2 separate regions of the Homo sapiens genome follow, and region 1 is linked to region 2. Evidence: chromatin contacts called from ENCODE Hi-C data. All regions are on one chromosome and are shown on one strand. The core of a region is the stretch at or near the end of the contact, and the rest is flanking DNA. Distances in the headings are between cores, read along the strand shown.

What was found. Hi-C counts contacts between places; a loop is a spot of excess contacts on that map. Pooled maps may share reads with other maps.
Region 1: a pooled map shows a loop between it and region 2 (2.2-fold over the local background). The contact joins the promoter of UNC93B1 here to the promoter of LINC02754 in region 2. A Hi-C loop is called at or near these places in 2 of 50 pooled maps.

Annotation. Positions count from the first base shown.
Region 1 is chr11:68,002,535-68,005,646 of GRCh38, forward strand. It overlaps UNC93B1 (unc-93B1 regulator of TLR signaling), which reads right to left and starts at 1,563. Exons shown (of 11, transcript NM_030930.4): 1 at 1,414-1,563; 2 at 1,123-1,264; 3 at 488-641. The coding sequence starts at 1,509. RefSeq lists enhancers at 116-315, 416-465, 566-615, 1,520-2,063, 2,064-2,606 and silencers at 916-1,325, 1,386-1,685.
Region 2 is chr11:67,882,874-67,885,686 of GRCh38, forward strand. LINC02754 (long intergenic non-protein coding RNA 2754) reads left to right here and starts at 1,555. Exons shown (of 3, transcript NR_183627.1): 1 at 1,555-2,155. The region is part of intron 3 of LOC112268076 (translation initiation factor IF-2-like); the gene reads right to left.

The sequences.
Region 1 (3,112 bases), core at 313-2,812, 120 kb after region 2:
CCACATACCTCCAGGGCTCAGATCTGGGGGAGAGCTCTGGGGCACCTGCCCAGCCATGCCTGTCTGTGAGAAACACCCCCTCAGCACCAGTCACAGCGACTGGGCCAGGCATGGGTGCCTGGACTTTGCTGACCGATCAGAAACCCCTAACTCTACAGCCCCAACCCTGAAGGCCACAGTGGCTCTGGGAGGCCTCCAAGGAGGCCACGAGGAGGGTGCCACGTGAGGCCCAGGCAAGCTGGGAGGGAGCTCAGCCCGTGTGAATCTGTTGCTGGAAACCAAATGTGCCCTGAGGCAAAGTTCCTGTTTCCTTCCCCAAATCCGAGTTTCACCCCCTTCACTCTCAGGCTTCCGGGTAGAAAAAAACCTCTCCCTTGTTCCCTCGCCCCACAAACACCCCGGCAGATGGACACCTCCTGGCCCGCCGGCCTCTGTACCCCTCCGAAATGGGAGTACCGCAGCATCCCACAGGAGCAGCCGCGCCCACCTGATGAGCACAGGTGTGTAGAGCAGGGCGGCGATGGGAGTCACGTTGATGCCCATCAGCATTTTGCTGTCGATGTCGGGCAGCCCCATGTTGCCATACTTCACCTCGCGGTAGGTCTCGTCGTAGTGCAGGATCAGCTGCATCTGCAGGAGGCCTGGGGACAGGACAGAGAGCGGCGTGCAGGGAGCAGCCTAGCTTTGGGCGCCACCGAGCAGAAGACGGCATGCAGGCCTCGCAGGGAGCTCCAATCACCGAAGGCATTCCCGCTGACAGCGCCCCTCAGGACAGCGGGGTTCCCGGGCTGCGCCACGCCTTCTGCCAGCCCGCGGCCACTTGGCCAGCTAAGCCCAGACCCCCACCCGCCTTGCTCCGCCGGCCTCCAATTCTGACGGTGGCAGGTCTGTCCGGGAGCCCGGACCCCCGTCCCCCACCCACACCGAGGCTCTGGCTGGGACCCGGGGACGCTGCGCTACTTGACCCCCCAACCCCACCCCCGCCGCGGGGGGCCGTGGCTGCAGCTGCGAGGGCAGCGGAGGGGAAGTGAGAGCGGGCGGGAGGCGGCGGCCCGCGGTTTCTGTTTCCCGGGCCGGGCTGGGAGCGGGCGGGGCGGCCCCGGGTCCCCGAGCGGCACCTACCCAGGTAGACGCCGTAGGTGAGCATGCCCCCGGCGCTGGCAGCCAGCACGTTCTTGAGCACGCCCAGGCGCTTGCGGCGGTAGTAGCGGCGCTCCTCCTCCTCCTCGTTGTAGTTGGGGTACGCGCCCACCAGCTCGTCCAGCTGCGAGCCACGCACGCCGCTCGCACCCGCGATCGCGCCCCGAACCCGTGTCCCCCGGTGCCCGCCGCCCCCCGGCCCGCCCCGCCCCCGCCGGGGGGACCCTGGCCCACAGGGGACGCCCGCGCCTCGCACTCCGGGTCCCCGCTCACCGGGGCCTCGGGCCCGTCCGGGACCCCGAGCAGGTCCTCGTCGCCCTGCGGCCCCGCAGCCCCCGCCATCGGGTAGAGCGGCGGCTCCGCCTCCATGGCCCGAACTACTGCGGACTCGCGGCGGTCGCCCCGGAGTCCCTGCGACCGCCCGGCCACTTCCTCCCGGCGGCCGGGACCTGCCCCCGCCCCGCCCTGTCCCGCCCTGCGGGCCGCCTCCTCCAGGACACGTGTGTGTGTATGTGTGTGTGCGCGCGCGCGCGCGCGTGTGTGCAGGGGCCTGCCTGTGTGTGCCCTCTGGGGTGTGAGTTCGAATCCCCACTCAGCCACCTCCTGGCCCTGTGACTTTAGGAATTAACTCCATTTCTTTGTGCCTCGGTTTCCTCCGTTTCCTCGACGGTAAAACAGAAATACATGGCACTACCCCCGGGGCCATGGCGGAACTATTGAGTTAATGCAAAGCCTTGGAAAAGTGCCAGGGTTGCCTGGCTCCCTTAAGCTCCCCTCAGGGTTGCCTGGGTCGTCCCCAGCCCCACCTCCAAGCCTGCTGTTACAGCTCATCAAAGAGCACTGCAGGGACAGTAGCGTCACCACCTGGACCCCACCTCCCACCACCGGACGCTACAGCCAGAGCCCACCTCCCATGTCCCCATCCTGCTCCAGTTTGGGCTGTGCAAATGGGAGCTTGAGTGGGTCCTGGGAGGTGGAGATTGTGATCCCCACTGAACTACATGGGGGACCCTGCCACAACCATGTAGTGGGGCCCAGAGCCACCTGCCCCCATCCTGCTGGGCACTGGATCCCGGGCTGCAGCGGGAGCCTGTGGTGGGGCCGACACTCCAAAGCACTGGCTACCACCGACCTGGCTGGAGCCACGGGGCCACTTTTGAAAATATCCAGATTCTCTCCCCTGGGTTCCTTCTGGTTTGAATGCTCTTCCTGCTGCGCCTCCCAGGTGGCTTCCTTCCCACTCAGCTCTCAGAACAAGAGACCATCCCTGCAGAGAATGCAGTCCCTTCACTTCCCTTCTGGTTTTCCATGCCCTCCCTGTGCACCCCCCTCCACCCACTGCTCTTTAGGTACATCCTCTCCCAAATGCAGAGGATGGCATTGGGCACCTACTGAGTGATCAATACTTGTGACTGGATGGGTGCATGAGTGACTGGATGACAAACACCTCCCACCCCGCAAGGATTGCTGGGAAGGTGGGGGGAGGCGTGAATCTGCAGTGGCTTCAGGCTTCCAGGAGGTAGAACTTTCTCCAGGTGACGATGCCCAAGTGCAGATGTGGGGAACAGACAGGTGGATTCATGCAGGTGGGTGGCTGGAAGTGGGAGACAGGAAAGGAGCCGAAGAGAGGGCAGGGCCCGAGGCGCAGGGGCAGGGAGGAGGTGGGAGAGTATGGCTATGGCGGGGGCCGTTCTCAGATGGCAGACACCAGCATCATTACACAGTATGATGAGAAAGTGCAATTCTCCTGACTCAGCCTTGTGAGTAGCTGGAATTACAGGCGTGTGCCCCTACACCCAGCTGATTTTTGTATTTTTAGTAGAGATGGGGTTTCACCATATTGGCCCAGGCTGGTCTCGAACTCCTGACCTCAAGTGATGTACCCGCCTTAGCCCCCAAAGTGCTGGGAGTGGGCCCCCCGAGCTTCTCAATTTCCCTGAGGGACCCCAAACTTCTGGGGCCTGGTGCAATC
Region 2 (2,813 bases), core at 305-2,804:
TTCTTGTTGGCGCTTATCTAGATTTTCTTGCACTTTCTGGAGTGTATCTTTTATGACTAAGAATGGTGGAGGAACAGTTAAATCAACTTTGTCAGGGTGTTTCTGGAACATAGGGTTACTTAGATCAGTTAAAGGCCTGATTGGCTTGGGTGGGCTTTATGAGACTAGGGTTTTTTTGGATAGTGAACATAGACTTAACATTAAATCCTGGGATATAGAATCTTAATCTTCATGACATGCCATGATACTATTGAGTTGAATTAAGGTCATGGACAGCTATAGTAAGAGGATTACAATTTTTCTAGTACATAATTTAGGATGAGAAGCACGACTTATGGAAAGAGTTGAAGATCTGGTTGATCTTTTAGAGTAGGTGGCTAAAGTTACACGTGTCTAATCAGGGCAGAAAAACTGATAAGTATCTTGACAGCTAGCATCAGGGTGATTTCTAGGACAGAGGTAAAAGTCAATATTTTGGAGTCTTTTTTCTGCACTTTTGGAGCTTCTACACTTAGTTTGGCTCTTGGAGTGTCTGAATCTTGCTGCAAGGTTGACACTTCCTGCTCCTGGGACTGGCAGATTGTGTTGTTTTTCGTGGGTATGGACTGGCTTTGGGAATAGTACAAATAAATCAACTGCAAAGGAGACTTCCTTGGAGGTACTGGCCTTCTAAGTGGTGTTTGCAAATACACGTCCTGTTGTGAAAGAGGTGAGGAGAAAGGAGTAGGAAGGTACAGAGGACGTAACTGGCAAAAACAAATAAGTGAGGTAGTAAAAAGAATGTATCTAATGGCTTCACCTGACTTAGGCGCAGTTTTAAGGGGCCTGACTTAGGCCTGGGGACTTATGTTTTTAGTTGGGCTCTGTTGGCCTTTTTGATGCGGGAGTGATGAATCTAGGCAGGAATGCCATCTACTTTCAGAGCAGCTGGCGTCGTGAGGATGACGGTGTGAGGTCTTTTCTAAGCAGGAGTGAGTCTTTCTTTTTGGAACTTTTTAACAAACGCTAGGTCTCCTGGCTGGAATGAATGGCAGGACTTTTTCTGGTCAGGAACTGGATTGGGATGGGCTCCTCGAACAAGTGGCAGGATGATCTCTTGTACCAGTTGGAGAGACTATAGGTACTGTAATAAATTAGTTTGTGATATTTCTGCTAATTTGGCATCCCTTAGCTTAGGCAAGATAGGCAGCGCCTTCTTATACATGATTTCAAAGGGTGAGAACTTAGCCTGGTAAGGGGTGCACCTTACTTTAAGTAGGGCTAAAGGAAGGAGACTTACTTAATTTACACCGGTTTTTAAGATTAATTTTGTAGGAGTGTTTTTTAGGGTGTGGTTCACGCTTTCTACTTGCCTGGAACTCTGGGGCTGATAGAGCTCCAGGCAATAGAGGCACAATGGAGCTTCTATTGAACGTTTAACGCCTTACTGACTGACTGAGCTATAGGCGAGGTGAAGGCTGCTCTATTATCAGACTTTATGGCAGCAGGCAGCCTATATTGAGGGATGATTTCATTGCGTAAAAACTTAACTACTGTGTTGGTGGTTTCGTTTTCGGTAGCAAATGCCTTAGTCTATCTGGAGAAGGTGTCTACTAGTACTAGAAGGTATTTGTACTTAGCCTGGTGTGGTTTGACTTCTGTAAAGTCAATTTCTTACTTTTTTCTCGGCGAGTTTTTTCAGAGACAGTGGCCTGGGCTGGGTTTAGGACTTTGTTTGGCATTTACTTGGGTGCAGGTTGTGCACTGGAGAGCGGCTTAATCTGATAGGCTTTGAAGACGGGGGATCTTAAAATGGCTCCGGAGGAGCTGAGGTAGCTTTGCTCTTTTTAAGTGGGTGGTAGACTGCAGGTGACTGATTAAAGTTTCTTTAAGAGTTCAGGATATGAAGATTCTAGAGTCAGGAAGAATCTACTAACTTTCCTGATTTTTATTGGCTCTGAGATCTGAAGCCAGTTTTTTTGTTGTTGTTGTTGTTGAGTATACGGGATTGTCAGGCAGATCTGGCTGAGGAAAGGAGACTGTGGGCAGCAAGTTTAGAGGCGTGACTGAAAGTTGCGCTGCGACCTGAGCTGCTGAATCAGCTTTCTAGTTACTATGGGCAAAGCCGTGTTTTCTTTTTGATGTCCTTTGCAGTGGATCACAGCTATCTGCTGAGGTGAGTAGCCTGCTTTCCTGGTAGATGGCTTTATGTACATGCACAGTAGCAAAGGCGTACTTGCTGTCACTGTAAATGTTAATACGTTTATTCTACTTTATCGGAGAGCCTGAGTGAGGGCGATCAATTCAGCCTTTTGTGCTGAGGTGTTCGCTGGTAAAGCTTGAGCTTACAACACATCTGTCTCCGTGGTAACAGCTGCACTGGCTTTTAATACTTCCTGCTTGAGGAAGCTGCTCCTGTCTGTGAACACGGCGGCATCTGCCTTTTCCAGGGGCACATCTTGAAGATCAGATGGGCCAGTTTCGATAGTTTCTAACAGTTCTTGACAGTCATGAGCAGGAATAGTGCAGTCTGGGTCAGGATGTAGCGAAGCTGGATTGAAACACTTTGTGGGAGAGAAAGTCAAACCAGGCTGATCTAACAGTAAACTTCGAAACTGCAAGATGCGAGCATTTGACATCTATTTGCCAGAAGCACTTCGTAGTAAGGTCTTTACAGCATGAGGAGCTGTAAGGGTTAAATTTTGGCTTAGAGTTAACTTATCATCTTCTTGGACTAGGCTTGCTGTAGCCTCTATGGCTCGCAGACAACTTGGCCATCTAGAGGCCACAGGATCTAGCCTCTTAGATAAATAGGCCACTGGGCATCTTTAGGG